Linked DNA regions of Mus musculus: all the other regions are linked to region 3. Evidence: chromatin loops called from intact Hi-C (ENCODE). Cell type or tissue: left cerebral cortex. All regions are shown on one strand.

Region 1 (8,000 bases), 580 kb before region 3:
TATGACCCTAAGAAATTAACAGAATGACTGGTAGTGTTACTATGCATGGGCACTGATCGTTGTATGTTTTGGGGCTGTTGAATCTTAGGCATAGCATTGAGAAATGAATTGTGTATGATGAACTGTCCAGTGATGTTAAATTTAGTTTGCATGGATATTAAGGAGTGACAGATCTCGAAGCTGTATTAATAGAATTTCAAGGTGAGGTTATTTCAATACCATGCTGGTCAAGAAGGGTTGATCTTTTTCAGTAGTATTACGTGGGAGGTACAATGTTATTGAACTTCTGTTTCTTTCAGTTTTTCATGCTTATCTGTAAATCATTTGAGCCTAAAATCCAATCCTTGCCTCGCTTCTGGATGAAGCTAGTGGCACTCTGAGTGGTGAGTCATTTCAGTTCTGTGGCACGGTCAGACCCATCCATTCTCTAAGTCTGCTTGAGCTCCCTCACAGCATGATTGCTAGGTACGAAGAGAGGTCTTAAAGTTCCCAGGTAGAGGAGACGGCTGGGAACTTCAGATATTCACATAAAACTGTTTTATAGATCATGTTTTAATTTTTTTCTAACAAGGTAGATAGCATACTCAGGGAAATTTTGTTCCAGACTGTAAGCATGTACTAAGTTATGTGTTTGGAAATTGTTTATAGGTCTCTGAGAACCGTGAGATGCACACTGTTTCTATGTTTAGTTTTTCTCTGCTTTGTGATTGATGTCTTCAAATTATTCAGATAATAAATCTTGATGATGTAAGGGAACAGCAATTGTAAAAGAAAAATTCATGTCTTACACCTAGTTTACACAAAAAGAAATTATAATTTTTAGTATCTTTTAGTTGCTATATGAAGCTCTTAATTATTTGGTAATTATGCTTTTAATATCTATTTGGAAATTTTATTCTGGTGTACAAATGCCTTTCAGTTATCTGATACTTTGGAAATAGCTTATATCATATTTATTTTCAAGAAAGTATTTCTTTGTATGTGATATGTAAATCCCACGAGTACCAGCCTTATAGTTGGCTCCTGGATTCTCTGATAGAAGGATTTGGATTTATATGTGTAAGCAATCTATGATCATTGTAATTAGAAGGGAATATGCTCTTTTGATTTTCACAGATGGTAGAAGTGCTCATTGCTTCTCCCCAGAGGGGGCTGCTTTACTGATTGATGTTAACAGACTCGAGTAAAATCTGATTCTCTACAGAATGTGCTTTGTATTTTATATCTGTCTGTGATACATGGACAGGCATTTCTTCTGCCAAGTACGTTAAGGTTTTCCTTACATTAATTCTGAGCTCAAACTTATTGAAATAAATGGCAATGACAAAAATTGTGGAGAAAGTCCCTTGATCTGACTTGTTCTGCTGTCTGAGGAGACTGGAGTGCTCTGTATTCTACATAATTCCCTGGAAAATTAGCTGTGAAAATTGGTGAAAACCTTAGGTTTTAAGATTATTTGAGTGTGGCAGCACACCCCATCACTCTGGAAACTGAAGTAGGAAAATCCTCCATTCAAGACCCCGCCTCAGAACATTTAGCAAATCATTTAAGGGTTGAAATACTACAGCGAACAGGCGTATAGTATAGCTCAATAGTAGTCCTGCAGCACACCAGGCGTATAGCTCAATAATAGTACACTTGCCTCGGGTGCACAGTAGCCTGGCTTTGATCCCCGCTAGCACCGTATGAGTGGAAATGCCACAGGGAAGCTGCACAGGTGCCCAGCACATATGTGCTACCTTTCTACCTTTCTCTGCAGCGCTCAGGCAGGAGCTCTGAGGTGTTTCATTGCTCTGCTACCTGAGGCTGGAACTGTCATATTTTTTGCTGATGGCAAACTTAAATAAACATTTAAAAGGCTTTTGTCTCCAAACTTGGCAGTGATTCTTCAGCCAACCTCTTGGTATCCTTGAGTAACTCCCAGGCCAGAGGCACTGGGTTACCTAGCCAGTCCAATTCTAATGGGCTAGCATTCGCAATCTACCTCACAGCTGGTCTGTATGGGAAATGAATTCTGGAATAATGTTATAGAATTATTGGGAGTGAATAAATTAGTAGGTGTAGATAATTAATACAGTACTTTCTGGCTTATAGTAATTTATCCATAAATATCATGTATTGTTGCATATGTTATTATTTGTTTGGAAGGTAGCTTCAAATTTTGTAAGGTGAAAGTCTATTGTACCTCTTCCTATAATTTGAATTACAGAGAGAGAGAGAAGGAGGGAGGGAGGGAGGGAGGGAGAGAGAGAGAGAGAGAGAGAGAGAGAGAGAGAGAGAGAGAGATCATTACTTAGCTGTTTTGTCAGAACCATCCCCTAGACCTTCTGCCTGCCTACCTCCCACAGTGCCCACTGTCTGGTTATCATCTTCTGGAGGATCAGGGTCCTTGTTCTTGTTCTGCAGGTGATGTCTGACCACCTGGCTTGTCCACAACAAAAATCTGATTCCATCACTTTAGCCAGAATCCTCTTCCCCTAAATATTTACTCTTAGTTTCCATTCAGTAATTCTATACTGCTCTTGGCTAAATTCTGTTTGTCAGAGTGTATTCAGAGTTGAGCCCAGTTGCTCCATTACAGTGCTCCATTGCACTGGTCCCTGTACCTGCCCCTGCAGTCCTCAGTAGTCTCTTTCTTTGTGCTTTTACAGTGTTACTGAATGTTTTCCTGTGACAGTGTGTATGTGTTTCCTGTGACAGTTTGTGTTTCCTGTGACAGTGTGTATGTGTTTCCTGTGACAGTTTGTGTTTCCTGTGACAGTGTGTATGTGTTTCCTGTGACAGTTTGTGTTTCCTGTGACAGTGTGTATGTGTTTCCTGTGACAGTTTGTGTTTCCTGTGACAGTGTGTATGTGTTTGGGCCCTGGAAGGATCACCTGAGTCTGTTTCTCTCCATCTCACTATGCCTACCCGTCATAGCTTTTACAGAAGTGCTACAAATGCTCTGACTCCCCTGGCTGTCATTCCTACTTTGTATCATCTGTTACAGAGCAGCTCTGGTGACTTAACATATGAGTGGCTTGTATTCATACTTCAGTGTTCACAAACTACCACACTGCTTTACTCTAATCCACCTGCTACCCCAGGATAAACCCAGTCTCACAGCCTAGAGGAATGTGTTTCCACTGTCCCACTGTCCAGCTGTCCCACTATCCACAAGGCTCTTTCATATAAACCACATTTTGGGTTAGAAGTTACTTTCTCATCATAGGATCCTTTCTACTGCCCAATATAAAATCAGTCCTGACTCATCATAGGCTGTTTGTGTAGGTATCTGACATGGCTCTGATACAGTGCTTACTTGTTGGTTTGCATGTCTCATTACAAACAGACCCAGTTTTCTTGACCACCTTAGGTGTCCCAAGCCATCAAATGATTAGAGGATGACACCAAGCTCTGTTTCCCTGGAGTTCAACTGCAGGCTGTCTCTCTGAGGCCTGTATAGTCCCAGCATGGCAGGAGCAAGGTCATTTGTATCTGCTACATTCTCCTCACCTCACGGTGAGTTCTCAAAACCGATCTGACTCTCACTTACAGGGAGATACACCAGTCCAGTTCATTGTGAGCTGACACCAAGGGCACTCGGTTGAAACCTACTCAGCTTCAACTGCAAGTGAGTGGCATTTTAAATAAGCACCATCATGTCTCCGTGACCTCTCACTGGCACATGACACTGCAGTGCTTGGACAGTGGCAGGCACTGTAGCATTCTGTTGGCTACAGTGAGATTGCAGGTGTCTTCTATCTCACCAGTGATTATTTCTGTAGTTTCCCTCTTCAGCCATTCTCCATCTTGTTCCTTCAAGATGGAGTCTCTCATCCACCTGGAGCTTCCCGTTTTTCTGCCAGGTTGATGGCTAGAAAGCACCAGCATTAGGGTTATAGGCGCACACACAGTCATACTCACACAGCCACACTCACACCGACAGACACACCCACACAGACACACTCACACAGACATATTCATACTCTTATAGCCATGTTCACACAGCCATGTTCACACAGCCATACTCACACAGCTATACTCACACAGACAGACATACCTACACAGACACACTCACACATACAGCCATACTCAAACAGCCATACTCACACAGTCACATAGCCACACTCACACAGCCACAGTCACACAGCCATTCTCACAGAGCCATACTCAGACCTTTCTGTGTGTGCCAAGGGTCCTATTGCACTTAACCCACTCCACCATCTTTGCTGACCCACCAGTGTTGAGTCTCATGCAATCATTTTCCATCCTTATATTTCATCTACCTTTTCCTCTGCTTTTTCTGTATGAAAATAACATTATAGGATTTGGGAGATGGCTCAGTAGATGTTTGGTGCACAAGAAAAACGACCAGAGTCTAATCCCCAGAATCCGTGTTAAAAAACCATGTATGATGTCTTGTGCTTGTAATCTCAGCAACTGGGGAGGCAGAGAAAGGCAGATTCCTGTGGTACAATAACCAGTCAATCTAACCTTCCAGTGAGAGACTTTGTCTTGAAAAACAGTATGGATAGAACCTCATTTGCACACGTGTGCAACAAACACATTATAATACATTCATAGTTAAAATAGTAGTACATAGAGAATATGAAGAATGAGCAGAGTCTCAGAGATGTTCTCATTGATCTCAAGTGGGTGCACGTCATGAATGTGGGAGAAGAAACATGAAAGGGGCAAAGCAGCTGAAAACTCAGCGCATCTAAGAAGTTCCACAAACACCAGTACTTCAGTGCATTTACAAATGCCTACTTGTGATGACAGTGCTCAGACACAAAGCCCTGAGAAAGATGACTCATCACCCACAGGAACCCCGCTCAGAGCCACTTACCAGAGCAGTGTGGGGCGGGATAGTACTCAGAGTAGACCCTGTCAACACATGCATTCAGCAAGTTGTCTTGGAAAATAACAGAGAAAAGGAATATGGGTGTGTGCGCATGCACGTGCGTGTGCATGCACACATGCTTCACCTCCATGCACAAGGCAGTATTCTAACCTTTTTTGTGGATAAACAGGCCCATAGATGGAAGCTTGTCTAAGGGCAATGACACACACAAAATGATTCTGCCAGCTTCCTTGGGGACACTTACTAACCATCAATAACTACATGTAGCACACTTGAGTATACTGCCAAACACATAGTAAGCACTCAGAAAAGGCACTCTGCCTGGAAGATTTGGTGTTGGATCATGCTGTTTGCCCACCTGGACTATGGTGCTTTTGTTCAAGGCCATCCTGACTTTTACCTCCCCCTTAATCTGCCTTCCTCTCTGTTCTCTGAATTGTTGTGTACCCGAGACATTCACATGGGTTAGCAGTCTGCGGCTGTGTTGGAATTGTTCCGTACATGTAAGAACCATCTGAAACATGGCAGTTTGAATGTTAGTTATTTTGAAGTTATTTGAAATGCTGTTCTTACCTAAGATGAATATATTCTCTCAGTTAAAAAATTAACAAAATTAACTCTTCACTAAGAATTTTTTTACATCAGGAATAAATGTGTGAAAGAAATCTTTGTGTGTATCGCTTTAGCCACAGGCATTGATAATGTGTGGAATTGTACACTTAGGGAAAGAAGCTGACTACCTTGTCAATATTAGACTTTGTTTGTTTGTTTGTTTGTTTGTTTTAATGCTCTATTTTGTCTGATAAGTAAGTGTTATACTCCTCTGGAGTGGCTCTGGAGCTGGGGGCGGGGGAGGCAATGGTGTATTAAAGGTCCCCCACGTGACTCTTGTGTAAGTGAATTAGAAAGTAGACATGGTGATCTTTAAATGGCCAGCACTAACCCTTCCCTACTAATGTGGTCAGGCACATAAAGGAGTCAGGAAAGCATAGACTCTGACCACAGAGCTTCACCATGAGAGATTGTGGGTTAGGTTGTGCACATATCTCAGTCTTCAGGGTCAGCTTTGCATAAGTGCACATGGGTGCACTCTCTGTGAGAGGCAGAGTACTGTGAGAAGAAAGAGGCACTGAGACAAAAAGTGCTAACACAGAAAAGTCTAGGAGGAAAAGAAGCCAAACATGGGAGGCTACTTACAAGATTAATTTTACATTTTATGCCTCCAAAAGCCGGAATTGCCCATTATGAGACCTGTGGATTTGCATATGTTTTATTTTCCAAGGCTCTAGAAGTACTTGGACTCTAATTGTCCTGATACCCTAAAGGATAGACATGTTTAAGTGCTCCAAACGAGTCAAAATAAGCAGACAGATCAAGGCAACCAAAAAATTAAATATGTCTCCTTTCAGCAAATATTTTTATTGACTTAGGAAAGCCGCAGTCTATAATGTATAAGAGTAAGTTTCAGATAACCTAGTTTGCTAAACTGCACACTGAGCCATGAGACTACCCAACTTACCTCCTCATTCTTCCTGCCAAGGTGGGCAAATATGGGGTAGACGTATAGCAGTCTATCAACAGGGATGGGGCAGGATAGCTAGACAGGGCAGGATAGCATACAGGTGCCCACTATAGTGCCCAACAGCACAGTGTTAGACATGTCATTAGGAATAAAACACTCCACACAGCCCCATTGTCTCACAGATAACACTGTACTTCACCTTCCTTTCGCAGAAGTGAACATTCCATTGAATTATATAGTCACCATGCCGGTGGATGTCATTATGCCCATATTTTACACCCACACATAGTGAAGCGTATAAACTTCATGTAATGACCTCCTGATGTACATATCCTTACATAGGTTTTAGATCCTAAATAATATCTTTTAGAGTAATATATTTTGATCAGGTATATTTGAAACTGATTTATAGCTATTCAACAGTATTCTAGTTTATAAATCTCCTAAAATACATTTATCTGATCCCCGTCAGTAAATGTTGACATTATATTTCAAGCTTGTTTTTTGGTTTTATTCTTCCTATGCAGTGTCTTTCTATGTGGCTTAGGCTGGCCTCAAGCTTGCCACATAACCCAGGTTGAACTAATAATCCTCCTGCCTCAGGCTCTGAAATGCTGGGATTACAGACATGTGTCACCACACCTATCTTCAATTTTTCCCCCTTACCATTCCAGTATTTCTCCTCTGATGTTCCATCAGTATCCCCTGAACATTGCTTTTGTGTGTATATCGGTTGATGGACATGTCCATTTTCAATCTGTTAAGTTTACCTCCAGAATTGTTCCAGCATGGGAACTCTGTGTTCTGCTTGGCCACTGACAGCTACTTCAGTCAGGACAGTGCTGTTGTAGTGATAGCCCCAAATCCCTGTGGCTTGGTTCAGAAGTTGTTCTTTGTTCATAAAGGGACTTGGCTGATGGAGGTTCCATCTGACACTTGATTTTATAAGGCAGGGAAGAGACTTAACAGGCTCACGTGTGGCCAGGAATTTCTCTGCATAGAAATGATATGCATTCACATTTAGTGGACCCAAACAAGTCACTATCAGCCTTGAGTTCATAGTGTTCCCATCCTACCCTTAGGATCTTAATGTCTGCAAGAGCTGACAAACTACAATATCCATTAGTCCAGAGATAGTGAAGTTGTGTCAACATTTTTGTTTTGTTAGGGAGCTTAGTTACTGTTACATGTGCACTGATCATTTGTGTTTCCTCTTCCCATTCTTATGTTTTCTTTTGTTTTTCTAGACAGGATTTCTCTCTGTAGCCCTGGCTGTCCTGAAATTTGCTTTGTAGACCAGACGACCTCAGAACTCACCAAGATCCACCTGCCTCTGCCTCCCAATTGCTGGGATCAAAGGCGTGTGCCATGGGCTCTTCTTCCCATTCCTAATCCATTTGTATGCTCGTGGCAATACCATGAGCTTTTTCTAAAGATCAGAAGGACAGTTCTCTTAGTACTAGCAGCCAAGATCCAAGATGACTTCATGAGGTCTAGCAAGGACCTCCTGGTTGTATCATGCAGGAGAACATGGAGGCAAGCTCAGCCAGTGCTCTGTAAAGTCTTCTAGACTTGAAAGCTGGACATATAGCACATACATGTAATCAGCATTCAGGCAGGAGGATTGCAGTT
Region 2 (8,000 bases), 74 kb before region 3:
CGACCACTTAAAATGTATCTAAGACCTGGAAAAACAGGTACCAAAAACCCCTTTGTGCATATTTGAAAACTCTACATTTACATAGCAGTATGACAATACCCTCATCCTTGTGGGTTTTGTGTCCCACTCTGGTGGGCAGAGCCACCTTAGGTAGCCCAGGCATGTCTCAAGCTGACCTTGACTATACCTTTGGTTCCCAACGTAGACGATTACTTCACTTAATTTCCCCCACTCCGTGGTTTTTGACACAATCTCGGTATGTAGCCCAAGGTGGAGTAGAATTCGCAGTAATCCTCCTGCCTCAACAACGCCCGTCATTTTTTTTTTCTTTTATTGCTTAACTATTTCGGATATAATTGTGTACTGTTGGAATGCTGTTCGCATAGCAAACTGAATTTTTTTAACGCATTATTTTTAAAACGAGGCGATGAGAGAGGCGTTGCCAGCACCATGCCGGGCTCCGGAAAGGTGAAGGGCTCAGCGCCTTAGAAACAAGCCCCCGCACCAGGGGATTAAGGGCCACGGGGGATGGGGGGGAGCCGTGACGGCTGAGGGAGGGACCTCTAGCCTTCTGAGGAAGTGCGATCCCTCTTCCCGCTGGAGTGCGCGCCGCCCGCGCCTTTATTGCGGAGGTGTGGAGAAGAGCGTGGGAACAGCACGCAGGACAGCCTCCCGCTCCAGCGTACAGGGCGGGCGCCGTCAGCGCCGGTACCAACGAGACAGGACCGCGCTGCGTGCCTAGAGCGGCCCTGCCGCTGTGCGCGTGTGCAGAGGCGGTCCAGCCCGGTGCGCTCAGCGCTAGTGGGCGAGGTGATCTGTACCCTGACTGAAGGTCTAGGGCAGTGCTGACGCGAGTTCGCAAGGCGCGTTCGTGCTCCTGGTTGGTAGGACCCAGGGGCAAGCGAGGCTTTCCTCAGAGCCCTAGGATGGGAGGTGGAGGGAGACGAGGCCAGGTTCTGCAGAAAGAAGGCTCAGGCTAGCCCTTGAGGAAGAGTGAGGAGCATCGGGACAAAACGGCCATCCTCCAGACCCAGACGCTGAGTATGGAGACACCTCGGCCAATCACTCTATTGGAAAACCAAATAGAACAAACCTGTTTGGGATGAAGGTTGATAACCAATTTGGAATGATGTGTGTTGAAACGAATGGATTTTGGTTTTGAGGCATTAGCAGGACATTTGAGTAGAAGAGCTGATAGGAGATTTGTTTTAGAAACTGGGTTTACTCTGTAACCCAGGTTGGCCTGGAGCTTAGTTTTCTCGGCTTCTCAGAGCAGAATTCCCGCCTTGTGCCGCCACGCCTGGCTGAAGTTTGGGAACATGGACTGTGAATGTAGAATGTAAGGTGTAGTCTGCAGCTCAGGAGAGTCAGCTAAGTGACAGTTGTCTATAGTCATGTTTACAGGCTCAGTGTTTAGTCCCTAGCAGAAAAAAATTGAAGTAAAGCAATGTAAATGCATTGTCTTGACTAAAAAACTCCATAGGGATTGAGTGGTAAGTTTGACATAAAACTATATATAATTTCACAGAGCAGACAAGAATCATGAAGTTTGGGGGGCGAAAAACTTTGGAAGGCCTGGAAGCCACATAGGACTACCAAGTCAGACATTTTCAAACCAACCAGTTAAATAATGGGCAAAGGAAAAAAATCAGAAGGATGCCCGTTTATTAATTATGGCATATATCCTTGCCTGGCTTAACATAAATTATGTAACTGATAGAAACATTATACTTAAATGATATTTACCCATTAGCAAGAACAGAATTTTAAGAGGTTTTACTTGTAAACATCAGGACCTTTAACTACATCTTGAGGGTTTTTTAAATGAAAATTCGCAAAATCAAGTTGGACTAACTAATGTGTATTTTAAGTATGAGACCTTAAATTTCTAATTATGAGGATTTTTTTGTGGGTGGGAAGATGATTCAGTGGTTAGGAGTATTTCTTGCTCTTACAGAGAGCCACTTTGATGCCCAGCATCCATGAAGGGCAGCTCACAACCGCTGTGAGACTAGTTCCAGGGCAGTTACAGGCATGTGCTCTCACACACACAGTTATTTTTTTCGATTATGAGTTTTTTCCTAAAATTGTTCGAAAATTAAACTAGTGTGTTTAGTTAGAAATGTTAGAAAGTGGTGTGTGAGGTTGCTGGTGGGAAGAGGGCATGGCAGTGAGCCTGACTACCTCAGTTCAGGCTCCAGGTTCCACATGGTGGAATGAGAGCAGCATCTCCTGAAATTTGTCCTCTGTCACCCACCCCTGCATACACACAGAAACATGAGAACACACTGGAAAAAGAGAAGCCATGAATTCCTCTGCCCAGAGTTAATGCCTGTTAATATCGTAGTGCTAACATGTGTTCTCCCTCATGGTAATGATTATGGAGTCAGTAAACAGTACATTTGATAGAGAAGCAGAAGCCAGCCTGTTTGGAGGTCAGGATTCTGAGGGGATTACTTGCTTATGAGTTGGATTACCATCAAATGACCATATGTTTGTTACTTTTTGCAAAAAACAAAACAAAGCCCTAAAATATATTTTTTCATTTCAATCAGGAAAACCAAAGATTTTGGGGGAAAATATATTATGAACATTTTTTTCACATTAAATAGTCTATAGTTATATCATTGATTTTTAAAATAGTTGTGTAACATTCGTGTTTATGCACATATATTTGTGTGTACATCAGAGGACAGCTTTCAGAAGTTGGTTCTGTCCTTCCACCATGTGTATTCTGGAGATTGGACTCTGGCCATTTTGTGAAGCTTGGTGGCAAACACTTGCTGAGCCATCTCACCAGCTCAAATTCTCAATTTAAAAAACAAACACACCTCAAAGGGGATTTTGGTTCAACGCAAGAACACTTAAATAGGTTTGTTTTCTGTGAACACTGTTTAAATTGAGGAAATACAAAAGCTATCAAGCCCGAAGACAACAGTGTTAATGCAGTCTTACTGGAAAAAAAAAAAAGACAGGATCTAAGTGGAGCGGAAGAGGGCTGTCAGAGTAAAGCATTGAGGTATGGTGGTATTGGCCTGTGTTCCCAAACTGTCCTGGGGGTTGAGGCAAAGGGATGACAAACTCAAGACCAGTTGGGCAACTTAGATCCTATATCAAAATAAAATCTCCATGTGCAAGGCCACATGTTGATTTCCCAGGACTTCAGAGGGAAGTGGGGGTAAAGCAACTGCAGAAAGGCTCACAGAGTGGAGCTACCACCTCAGTGGGAGGGGACTGAGAGAAGATCAGGGAGCTGATTAGAAGTCTGTACAGTCTGGCTAGAACTGGTTCAAGTCACCCCAGTTCTGTGAGAAAGAAGGTATGTATTTGGTGGGGAAGTTAAATGAGAGGGCCTGGGTTTTTAAACAAAACCTGATCAAAGGAAAGTCTATACTGACTGGTGAGTACTGACTTTCTCCTATTGACTGTTCTTAGCAGCACTCAGTAACCTCAGCTAGAGAAGAGCCTCTCTATAAAAGGGCCTCTGATTTCATACCTCAAGGTGACATTTTTACTATTCTAACAAAATGGCCTGGCTCCCGAATTCATCCATTCTTACTGTCTTCAAAGTAGTAAACTGCCTACATAATCAGTTTATGCAGGCCTCTACATAGGCCTCACCTCTCTCTGTAGGCCCTGCCTTCTAGAAACCAGAGGAAAGCCTCCTTGTCCCTCATAGAAGCAGCAGCAGCCTAAAGATCTCTAAATTGCTTCCAGAGTGACTCTGCCCTTTTCTGGAAGGAGGAGATGTTCTCTAGGCTGCAATAGTCGCTCTCATCTACACTTCACTGTCTGTGGCTTCATTTCCCACACTCACCAGCACTCTGAAGTGTTAATTTGAAAGTTCCAGAAATAAGTGATTCATAAGTTGTAAATTATGCATCATTCTGCATAGCATGACTATTAGTATTCCTTTTTTTTTTTTTTTTTTTTTTTTTTTTGAGTCAGGGTTTCTCTGTGTAGCCCTGGCTGTCCTGGAATTCACTTTGTAGACCATGCTGGCCTCGAACTCAGAAATCCACCCTCCTCTGCCTCCCAAGTGCTGGGATTAAAGGTGTGTGGCCACCACACCCGGCTGACTATTAGCATTCAGTCTAAGCTCCAACCCACAGTTACCTAGCAACAGCTGGGTATGCTCCTCCCCACGGTAACCTGGCAACAGCCAGGTAGGCCTGACCCACTATAAAAGGGGCTGCTTGCCCCCTCTTTGCTCTCTTGCCCTCTTGGGCTCTTCCCTTCCCCTTTACCTTCCTGGTCTCTCCATGTGTTCATGCCTGGCCTCTACTTCTCTACTCTCTTTCTCTGCCTTTCTCTGCCTCTACTACCCTCTTAACTCCCCTCCCCATGCCCTGAATAAACTCTATTCTATACTATACCGTTGTTTGGCTGGTTTCTCAGGGGGAAGGGATGCCTTGGCATGGGCCTGCTGAGACATCCCCTTCCCCCACACTTCACTTACACCCCGTAGAACATATCTCCTCTTTCTTTATCTTTTCATAAACACATCAGTGACAGTCTCCTGCCTTCTGCCCCATCCTTCACAGGCTGTGACTCATCCCTTAATGCAGCAATTCCACGATACAGATGCTGCTCTCCCTTAGTCAGTTAGCTGTGTTACTCAACTAGGCCATTTGCCTACCTCCCAGCTTCCAATTACTGAAGCTACAATGTTTGCCATCTTAAAATTAGTGATTTTTTTTTTTTTTTGAGACAAGGATTCACTATGTATCCTGAAACTTGCAGTCCCCTTGGCTCTGCCTCCTGAGTGCTGGAATGACATGAGTGTGCTGTGTGCCTCACATCTGACTTAAAGCCCACTGAGAGCAAGTGAAATGAGGGCTTCTTAGGTTTGCCCCAGTCTTGGTTATCAGATGAACTGTCAGGGTGTCACAGTGCTCATGTTTAGCAGTGGCCGGAGCATTTGTGAGTAGTGATTCTGACAATTTGAATATGCCAAAGAGAAGTCATGAAGTGCTTCCTTGAACTGACCCCATAAGGAGAGGAAAAAATGCCGAGTGCTAAAGTAACTAAGATCTACAAATTCTTAACAGAAATTTTAAAGAAAACTAGTCATGGTGGCTCATGCGACATCACAGTGCTTGTCAAGTGGAGGCAGGAGCACGGAGAGTTCAAGGCCACCCTTCCTTATATAGCAAGTTCCAGTCTAGGTCGGAAAACAAATTGTGAAGAAGGAAATGGATCTGTGCTAGTTTTGCTGTCACCTTGAACTACAAATCGGTTGCCACAGTTCCTGACAAATGCTTAGTCATTCACCTCATTTGATCTCTTCACATTGACCTTGTGTCACCTCACGTCACCAGAAAGCTGAGTACAATGCAGTACATTATTGTTTAGAGACCAGATTATGGCTATACTACTCCGAATGCACTGATCTTGTCTGGTCTCAGAATCTAAGGCAGGTTGGGCCTGGTTAGCACTTGCAGAGGAGAAATCATATTCACATACCTTTTGTAGGGCGATATAGAGTTGAACTTGCTGTATTTTATTATTGTTAATCTTACAATGCCTAATACATGTTCTTTATAGATGTATCTAGTAGGAAAAAAATAACTTTCTGGTTTGGTATTCAGTCATCAGTGAGGCAATTTTGAACAGACCCTACCTCCCAAGACAGGTGGAGATTACCACATGTATTAGCATTGGAGACTTGTCCCGGTTTTCCCAAACATGAGTCAGAAAGAGAGGTAATGTTCTGACATAAATCCTAGGACAGGAATCAAATCACTGCCATGTCTCATGGAGAAAAAAAGTCAGAGGATTCATCTCTAAAACCAGATTATTTTAAATCCTCAGCCACAAAATTGGGAAACAGTGGTGTTACCCCACCTTTACCACAAGACCTTCCTGATCTTGACTTCTCTGTGGGGCCTTTTCCCTTAGTTCTCTCACTAGCAATTACATTTTCCTGTTTAACTTTCCACAATCAGAAAGAGTCCCATTGTTTCACCAAGTGTACGGGCTCAGGAGACAGGGAGAGGAGGGTCTCCCCAAAGTTAAAGATAGCCAGCTTTATATGCAAGCTCCAGGCAGCCAAGGCTACATAGCAAGACCCTGTCAAAGAAATCTAACAAACCAACAAAAGAAATCTAGATGTAAGCATTTATAATGCTAACTAGGTCTAAGCATTTATTTCATGCTCAAGTTTCTGATTTTATAACTAGCGACTTGTTATGTCCAAATTTTAAGTTATTTAGTGTTGGGGGAAGAAACAAGTGCCCCTTCAGAGTACTTTTCTCATTTGTACAAGTATTTTTAACTGTTGATACATTTCTCTACCCCAGAACATCTTTTAGAATGTATCTAGGTGTTTTAAGACAACAGGAAAATCTTTGAGTTTCTGTGCTGATTAAACTGTGTCTAGTATCTTTTTTTTTTCTTTAATTTTAAGTCCAGGTTATGCTATAATGCCCAGGCTGGTCTTGAAGTCAGGGTCCTTCCACTTCAGTCTCCCAAATACTGAGAAAAGAGGAATGAGCTGCATACTGGCCTCTCTCTGCTATTCCCTCCCGCCCCCCTCTGCCCCCCGCCCCCCCCACACACACCCTACTGTTCTTGACCTGAGTTACTGAGGGCAGGATTATAGTAAGGCATCCATCAGTAGAGGATGCTGATTCTGTAGTAAGAAATGCCTGCCAAATCCAAGGGACTTAAAACCACAGATTCGTTCCTCATTCATGCTACAACACAAGCTTCAAAAGTCAGAGTAGTCCCAGAATAGCTGTCTCTCATTGGGGGAGGGGAGGGGATGGAATGACTGATGGTTTCTTAGTCCATAAAGTCAGCCTCAGTAATTCCAATCTGGTGCCAGGAGTTTGGATGGTCCTTGGATAGGCACTGTTCTCTATTCCACAATGAAAGCTTGGGAATACTGGCTCTACTGTCAGCAAAGAGTCAGCAGCACTCACAACAACAGGACATAATAACTTGTGGCAAGAGAGAGGCTAAACTGGAAACAGGTAAGAGTAAACATCCTTCTGAAATACCCTTACCTTATCAATTAGGATAATCCTTCAGGTGAGGCTCCCTACTCAGATGTGTAACTTGTAACCTGTGGCAAATTGACTTTAAAACCAACTATAATAATAGCAAAGCAGTAGTGGCACATGCCTTTAATCCCAGCACCCAAGAGGCAGAGGCAGGTAGAGTCCTTGAGTTTGAGGCCAAACTGTTCTACAGATTGAATTCCAGAACAGCCAAGACTACAAAGAGAAACCCTGTCTTGAAAACAAAAAAACAAAAGCAACCATAATAATGGGAATTTGTAGGAGACACAAAGAGACAGACCAATTATGAGTCAGTAGTCTACAGTGCAATGCGTAAAGACATAGTCTCAGAGAGGAGTATCTTAAATTGCTTTGACTAAATGATTTACTGCCATTCTTCAGCATAGTGACCAAATAAAACAAAGTAATAGTAAATGGTACTGTGAGCATCACTGTGTGGGCACAGAGTATGGCTTTGTGCAAGCCTATTCTCATATCTCACAGGTTATATTAGAATAGTAAAGGGAAGTATTAGGCACTAAATATTGATTTGCTTGTGATCATCAATAAACATCTATTAGCACAAATGTCAATGAACATACTTTACAATAGCTAAGACAGTTTACTCTTAATAGAATTTTTCTGTACTTTATTTCTTCGTGTGGAAGAAGGGTGGTATTAGAGGTGACTACAAGGCCTTACACACCCTGGATAGGTGCTTTGCCTCTAACTACATGCCCAGCCCTAAAATTTCTATTTTCTTATTTGGGGCTACAAAGTTATCTAACTTCATCCAGGACTTCAGCTTTTTAAGTGCTGAATATTTCTAGTGCTATGTTAGTTGAATTTTGTGGTGGACATTGTACATTTGTGGTGTATTCCAGCTATGTAGCAGCTATCTAGTTACAGAGTTCTAGAACTAAGTTGTATGTATTTAGAGATTAGTTCTAATCTGCTTGCTTAATCAGACAATCTTTTACTCTTGTCATGTGAAGT
Region 3 (8,000 bases):
GAATCTGGAAAGTTTTGTTTTTTAAAACTTTAATGCAATATTCTACTAGTTCTATTCCATTTACTATTACATACAAGTTAGTTTATATATGTATATTGCTTAACTCAAAATACCTTTCCTTAGTAAAACAATGTAAGAACATTCAGATCAACGGGCTCTGCCCGGGCTGCTCTCTTACATGTGTGTATGTGTATATATTTGAGGACAGCGCTCAGAGATGGTGTGTGTGTGTGTGTCAGATCCTCTGCATCTAGTAATGGCGGCACAGCCTGGGCTCTCTGTAAGAGCAGTATGTGCCCCTCTCTCTAGCCCCCGCCCAGGGTATGTAAAGGAGTCTAGAGGGAAATCATTCAGTAAAGTTCAAGCATGGAGGCCTTAGTTCAGATGCCCCACATCCCTTGGCTAGCCATATTGGTTTGTCACATTTTTGGTTGCTAACTAGCTCTTAATTTGAGGACATATCAATCCAAAAATTATTAGATTATATCTGTTTTATGCTGCCAGTCAATTAAGAAAAAATGTTTGAAAAGTTGAACTGGGCACAGCGGCTCACACTTGTAATCCTAGCATCCCAGAGGCTGAGGCAGAAAGATTAAGCTCATGTTTCAAAAGAAATGAACAGCCAAGCAAACATGGTAGCGCAAGTCTGTGATCCCAGCCCATCAAGCAGAAGCAGGGGATCAAGAGACAGTCTCAGTTAATTTTTTTACTGACTCAAAAAAAAAAAAAAAAAAAAATCAACCCAAAGGGTATTAAAATATAGTTAAATACTAACTAATCTCTCCTTTTGATGAATGTTAAGATTTTTGGAGGGACTCAAGGGGGAAGAGGGGTAGCAGGGCCTTGTTCCACCTAGGCAAGATTTACCAGTTTTAGCACAGAACTATTTGCCAACCCCCAAATAGCACCACCTTTCATTAGACCTTAGAATGTAAACAGAAGTTCTCAATAAGTAATGAACGATTTAACTTTTTTATTTTACCATTTTGTCCATTCCTTTAGGTCCAAGGCTTGTTCTAATAGCATCAGCAACCGCTGTTAAAATAGAAAAACAGAAAGTCACATATTAAATCAAGACTTAAAAAAAAAGCAAAGTGTTTTGTTTTAAACTTGTCCTTATTAGGATATGGTATATAGTAGCTTATTGTGCCTCCTACAACTTCATGCCTAATAATAACCCTAATAGACACTAGAATACTTCACGTGCTATGTCTATGTAGAACAAATTTTCAATACTCCTGTGAGAATCAAAATGGCACAATGTAGTCTTAAGTTCTTAGTTTTATTTCCTCTATTCCATAACAGTACAAGCATCAGTGAAACAGCTGAACACCCTAATGTAGTACACAATTCATCCATTAGCCTTTTCTCTCCCCAACAAAACCATAATCCGCTGAGAAAACATATGTGGGACCCATAGGCTAAAATTTCTTCTGTATCCCTTAACTACTATATGCTTTTGGCCATATTTGGCAAAGAATAAATAATTTAACAGAAAATACCTTGTATAACAATATTTTACGTATGTCCTAACTTTGGTCTAATGTTATCATCAAAGTTTCAGATGATTTCTGTGGACCCGTTTCAAGATATTCACTACTAAAAAATTATGGTATTTTAGACTCTCCATCTCTAGAACACAAGCTAATGACTGTAAAATGATTTACACAAAACCACCAGTATTTTCTGTCTGTGAAATCTCCCTCACCATTAGCAAGTAATATTGTCTTTATTTGAGAGGGATGGATAATTGCAAAATGAACTCAACTCAAATTGTATCTGGAAGAAACCTTTCTCACTTTCTAGAATTCTGTTTTGACTTGGAAAAACTAGTTTGCCCTTTGCTCCTTTAGTAACTAGATAGCTTTACAGGCAATTTGGGTAACCAATCCTGCCTACGTGCATGGCTCCTTCTGTCCTTTTTAATTTTTGTGCACCCTTCCTTTGAAAAGTAACTGTTCTGGACAGTTTATGTGAACTTGACCCAAGCCAAAGTGATCTCAGAGGCGGTAACTCCTCAAATTAAGAAAAAGTCAGTTAAAACGGAGTTGTAGGCAAGTCTATAGGGAATGTTCTTGACTAGAGATTGAGGGGGAAGGGCTCAATCCTTTGTGGGTGGGTCCATCCCCGGGCTAGTGGTCCTGGGTTCATAAGAAAGCAGGTTGAGGGGCTGAAGGGATGGCTCAGCAGATGGATAAAAGATGGCTGCTCTTCCAGAGGCCCTGAGATCAACTCCCAGCACCCACAACCACATATAAACACAGTTCTATGGGATCCAATGCCTTCTGGTGTACAAATATACATACAGACAAAACACCCATATACATAAATTAATAACTAAATCCACATAACCTGTGTTTTCACAATAATAGAAACCCTAGCTAAGATGGTTGCCTGAAGTAAACTCATTTCTTAATAGAGTGTACACTCTCTTGGTCACTCATCTGACTCTAGAATTCATCTTTCAACATCCCAATGACTCCACTACCACAAACGTAATTAATGAACTCAATAAACTTCCAGGTGTCAGGTATTCACTCCAAACTTCCAAAAGACTCTCACATGGAGCACCTGGTCAGCTTGGCGTCTCCAACTCCTTAAGGCCCATCCTGCGCACACACCTCACAGCACCAACACATTCCAGTCACCTGGACTGGTGACTGCAGTACTTGTCAGGTTTACTTCATACACTTTCACATTTAATCCTCCCAGCAACCCTGCAAATCAACTGTCACCTCACCCAACTTACAGCTGCACTGCGAAGTCAAGAGTTTCTTGGATCCTAGGACCTTCAGAAGATAAAACAACACCCCGTCCACTTCCCAAATCATGCATCTTTGTCTCCAACCCAAATAAACCCTGGCAGTATCTCTTAAGGCTTTGTTGCTTTAGACGTCAGACGCGTCAAATAGCACATACTGAGAATAAAACTCGGCCTGTCTGGTTTTCACCACGTGCTTTTACAACCCTATGTCGCCCACCTGCCAGTTTAAGGGAATTTATAGTGACTATCCGATTAGTACTACGGAGCCAAAGAACGTTCATAAGTTAAATGAACTTTTTTTGAAAATGTTGAAAAAGTAAAATGAATTTTATTTGAAAGCTCAAAATACTGTGTCGTCTACCACTAGGTTTGATAAACAGCCAAGCTTTAGTTCTTAAGAGTCAGATCTCAAGGATCATTGCTTTCAGTATTTTAAACGGCTGTCTGCGCCAATGTGACCAACACCGCCCATGCCTGCAGGAGACGAACTAAGGAGCTCGGCGTCCCACAATGGGGCGTGTCCGAGGCCTCCACGCTCCGAGTGCTTAGCAGAAAGCTGCAAACGAGACCACCTTGAAGGAACACAACCCACCCAGGGCCAAGGTCACAGCGAGGCTGGGCCGTTCCGCCGGAGGCGGGCCGGCGACCGGGTGATACCTTTGGCCGCGGAAATATTGCTGAAGCGGATCTGGGCTGGCTTGTCGCGGTCCTGGTAGGCGCTTTTCCCGCGGCTGCCGGGCCCGGCGGTGGGCGCCCCGCTTCGGGAAGCTACGTTCTCCGGCATGGCGACCTTGGTGGCGTCTGCGCGGGTTCAGGAGGACGGATGGACACGGATTCCGGCTTGCTGTGGAGTAACGGTCTCCCTGACCGCCTCCTCCACGAACCTTCCAGAAAGCGACGCCGGGAGAGAAGGCGGAAGCCGAGCAAGGGGCCTGCTGGAGAGCCGGCGCGGGTGTGACGTCAGGGGCTGTCTGCCGCACGCCGGCTGCGCAGCTTGCGCGCGGAGATGTGGCTACGGACTGTCCACCCCTCCCTGTGCCTGAGATGGAGCGGGAGGTTTTATAGGCGTGGCTGTGGCCGTTCTAGATGGACCCGAGCCTTTAGCTTCTGCTAGTGCTGTTGAGGAAGCTGTGACAGCTCTGGCTTTGTTCCGGAGTGGGTGTGGTGCAACCGGCCTTTTACGGACATCCATGTCTAAATTCCAAATTCTATTCCTAGTTTATTCACTTTGTAAAGGTGTTGGAGGAGAGATGTGCCATGAATAGTTTCCTCCCTTTTGTATATATTTTGACTGCCTAGGGATTTAAATACACTAGTTAGACGGCACAGAATCGTAATAGTTGTGGGGCGGTGACTGCCTATCAAATCCAGTCTGCCTTCTAGTTAAGACCTCTTCCATAAACATAACCACTGACTCTTAGGGAACATAAACATTCTAATAACTGATTAATAGTTATCTGCTGAGCAAAGTGTGAAATCTTTACACTCTTTACCCCCCCCACCCCACCCCCACACTAATCCTCATAATCCCATGAAATAGGTGTCATCGTCTAGACTTAAAGGATGATGAAGCTAAAGCCCAAGGTCAACCAGTAAGGCAGTGGAAGCCAGTACAGAGCCAGGACTCTGTCCTTAGGTAAACTTCCAAGGTTTCTATAATCATGATCATTGACCACCAGAGTTTATATAGGTAATACTCATTCAGTGGTAGTTCACAGTTAATAATTGAGAGCCATAAGGTGCCAGATGCCTGCGGTAGGTTAACGAACAATTGTTTCATGGACTTAGTCCTGTAATTATGAGAAGCATTTACATTCATTCACTCTATTAAGACTAAGATGAACTTTTCAAGCCTCCCCTTGGGGGACACGTCTTTTTCAAAGACCAGTTTACCCCTCCCTCGAAGCACACAAATATTCTATGGTTGTTGAGACAGCTGACTTATATGAAGAGAACAGGTACTGGTACTGTGGTGATTTGAGATGTCTCCCCTAGTTTTAGACATTCAAATACTTGGTCCCCAGTGGGTAGCTCTGATTGGAGAAGCTTAGGAGGTGTAGCCTTGCTGGAGTAAGTATATCACTGGAGGCTGAGTTTGTTTCAAAAGCTACCAGCCAGTTTGTGCTCTGCTTCCTCTTCACAATATGAGATGTGAGCTCTCCCTTCTCCATGCCTACCTGTTGTGAAGCTTCCCTGCTGTGCTTCCCAGTGATCATGAAGTCCTAGAACCATAAAACCCCTCAAAACTCTTCCCTCTATAAATTGCCTTCCTTGTGGTTGTGGTGTGTTTTTTGTTTGTTTGTTTGTTTTTGTTATAAGGTTTCACTGTGTAGCTTTGACTGTCCTGAAACTAACTCTCTGTAGACCTCAAACTCCCAGTGATCCTCCTGCCTCTGCCTCCCAAAAAGTTTGGACTAAAGGCTGGTGAGACCACCACCCGGCATGGTCATGGAGTTTTATCACAGCAACAGAGAAATAACTAACGCAAGTACTCTGACTTCTCCTGCTCTTAAAAGCAGGAGACAAAACAGCGATCTGAAAGAGACCTTCACTGTGCCTGCAGGAAGACATGCTTCTCCCCGGGGAAAGGGATGAAAGAGGTGCAAGCCAATCTCTGCTGTCTGTCGTGCTGGGGAGCTGAATTCACTGCCCACCCAGGGCAGAACCTCATGCACTGACGTCGCAGGGAATTCTTTTTTTTTTTTCTGTAATAGTTGGATTTATCTATGGTTCCATGGCTGAACAGCTTGGGTGGACTGTCTGTATAGTTTGCTTTCTTGTCTTTGTTGACATTTCCTCCATGGCCCCTCTGTTGCTGACATTCCCTGAAGTGGTTACCCATTCAGACTTAGGCACAGAAGAGAAGAAATCAGGGGACAGAAAAATTAAGAGGCATGCTAAAAATAACTGGCTGGGGGCTTTCACGATTCAACACCTGCTTTTGTTTCTTGTAAGGTAAGCTGAACTGCTTTCGCGGCAAAACACGACCTTAAACCATCTATGGTCTTACCAAAGGGGGTGGGGTAGTTAGCTCAAGCCCCTTTGTCATAAGACACTTTAGTATCTCTCTCTCTCTCTCTCTCTCTCTCTCTCTCTCTTCAAGACAGGTTTCTCTGTATAGGCCTTGGCTGTCCTGGAACTCACTTTGTAGACCAGGCTGGCCTCAAACTCAGAAATCTGCCTGCCTCTGCCTCCCGAGTGCTGGGATTAAAGGCGTGTGCCACCACGCCTGGCTAGTATTTTTCTCATCAACATATGATTTCTGGCTCAAACTTTTTTTTTTTTTTTTTGGTTCATTTCCTCCTGAAGCCTTCTATGTCATGTAAGACTTAAATTTATATATTCTATTTATCTCTCTTTGTTGGAAAATTCTATCCAAAGCTGGGCAGTTAGTGGCGCATGCCTTTTATACCCCTGCTCCTCCCACACTCAAGGGTTAAAAACAATCAAACTGGGGGCTGGAAAGGAGAACACTTTAGAACACAGTTTAGAACACTTGTTGCTCTTACAAAGGACCCAAGTTTGGTTCCCAGCACCCACATAGATGGATCACAGCCATCTGTAACCCAGCTCCAAAGAATCCAACACCTTCTTCTGACATCCATAGGCACTGTCGATATACGGTACACATGTATACATGTAGGCAAAACACTAAAAAAAAAAAAAAAAAAAAAAAAAGAAATTGCTGGGTGTGTGCCACCACCACATGGCCCAGTTTACATTTTAATGTTTATAAAAACTATTACTTCCTGCCTGGAACCATTTGCTGGCTATTTGGCCGTGATTAGTGGGAAACCTGTGTGGAAGGAAGGAGAACTGCTTGTTAGATGTCGGTTTCCCTTGGGGCTGATCTTCTGGGTCTTTTCCTTGTTGCTGCATTAGAATATTCTCTTAGTGTTTGCCCAGGTTTGTTAGCTATAAAACCTGTGATTTGAAATTTAATAAAAGATAACTGTATTTTGAGCCTTTTGTTTGAAAAGCATTCTAAACTGCAACTGGAGCCAACCTGCAGTTGCAGCTATGGCAATAGCAACCCCTGGTGGCAGAAGAATGAATTTCTTTTATTGATCAACCTAGTGATTTGGAATTGAGGTAGGCCGGGCTGGCAAGGTTCTCTGTCCAGTGGTACAAGTGAATTTAAAGCAATTAAGAAAGAGCAGGTGCCAAAATTCTATCAGCAAAAATATGTCTCAGTGAGTACTCCCTCTAAAGCTAAGAAATGGGGCCTGGCTGGAGAGCACCTGGGTTCAATTTCCAGCACCTACATCCAGTGGCTGTAACAAAAATTTAAGAAATTAAAAACTACAAAATAGCTTTTTTATGTGTTGCATGACAACAAGAAATAATTTGGTCACGGCCTTCCAGGTAGGAAATTTACAAGTTATCTACTTAGTGGTGGCATTTTGTTCCACCTGCCACCTTCTCCCTTCCATCCATTCTTTGCAACCTCGTTTTTTTGTTTGTTTGTTTGCTTGTTTGTTTTGTTTAAGACAGGGGTTCTCTATATAGCTCTGGCTTTCTTGGAACTACTATGGAGAACAGGTTGGCCTTGTATCTGCCTCCTGGGTGCCCCACCACTCCTTGCCTCTTTGCACTCTGTAGGCACATTTAACACAAAAGTATAGTTTGTCTTTAACGTTGTTTTTCTTGGATCCACAAAACATTTTTGAAGATGCCTTTTAGAAAATCACTTCTTTGGAAAGGTATACCTCAAAATTTTTCTTTTAAATACAAGCAAACCATACATAGGTAAACACTAATTAAAATAGTCTAGACCAATGGTTTTCTTTAGGTTGGTACTTTCTTGAAAGGATCAGTTTAGTTGTCCCCCTTAATACAGGGGTAGGAATAGCCAAGGTTAAACAGAGGTCAAGCTGGGCAGTGGCGGCGCACGCCTTTAATTCTAGCACTTGGGAGGCAGAGGTAGGCGAATTTCTGAGTTTGAGGCCAGCCTGGTCTACAGAGTGAGTTCCAAGACAGCCAGGGCTATACAGAGAAACCCTGTCTCGGGAAAAGAAAGAAAGAAAGAAAAAACAAACAAACAAACAAACAAACAAAAAACAGAGGTCAAGAATATAACACATTCTGCCGTGCAGGGAACATTTATGAAGGTGAAAAACCCATTTGTGAGTTATTGGAGCCTAAATTTAACCCAATTTTACACACATTTTAAGACTTATGTATTTAAGTGGGTGTTTGCCTGGATGCATGTATGTGTATCACGTTTGTGCTTGGT

Evidence for each region. Peaks named below come from ENCODE experiments on the same cell type or tissue, not always from the same donor. Only the 100,000 strongest peaks of a DNase experiment are listed, where the experiment ranks them.
Region 1: it touches region 3 in a loop (5-fold over the local background); 11 of 42 quality-filtered maps call a loop at or near these places.
Region 2: a loop joins it to region 3, with 2.8 times the contacts of the local background. A loop is called at or near these places in 11 of 42 quality-filtered maps.

What each region holds. Positions count from the first base shown.
Region 1 is chr11:23,567,111-23,575,110 of GRCm38, reverse strand. 0610010F05Rik (RIKEN cDNA 0610010F05 gene) reads left to right here. Exons shown (of 22, transcript NM_027860.3): 22 at 1-1,860. Among named protein-coding and RNA genes, the nearest start is that of 1700093K21Rik, 52 kb to the right of the region's middle. In left cerebral cortex, no CTCF peak of the experiment used is centred here; DNase peaks (open chromatin) are centred at 391 and 4,774.
Region 2 is chr11:23,060,594-23,068,593 of GRCm38, reverse strand. Gm12059 (a long non-coding RNA gene) reads right to left here and starts at 3,530. Exons shown (of 2, transcript XR_872307.2): 1 at 177-3,530. In left cerebral cortex, no CTCF peak of the experiment used is centred here; DNase peaks (open chromatin) are centred at 228, 721, 3,743 and 4,570; H3K4me3 peaks cover 1,603 bases; H3K27ac peaks cover 1,257 bases.
Region 3 is chr11:22,986,302-22,994,301 of GRCm38, reverse strand. It overlaps Cct4 (chaperonin containing Tcp1, subunit 4 (delta)), which reads right to left and starts at 3,709. Exons shown (of 14, transcript NM_009837.1): 1 at 3,422-3,709; 2 at 983-1,035; 3 at 1-4. The coding sequence starts at 3,548. In left cerebral cortex, a CTCF peak has its summit at 6,804 (motif pointing left); DNase peaks (open chromatin) are centred at 3,729 and 6,806; H3K4me3 peaks cover 2,073 bases; H3K27ac peaks cover 1,225 bases.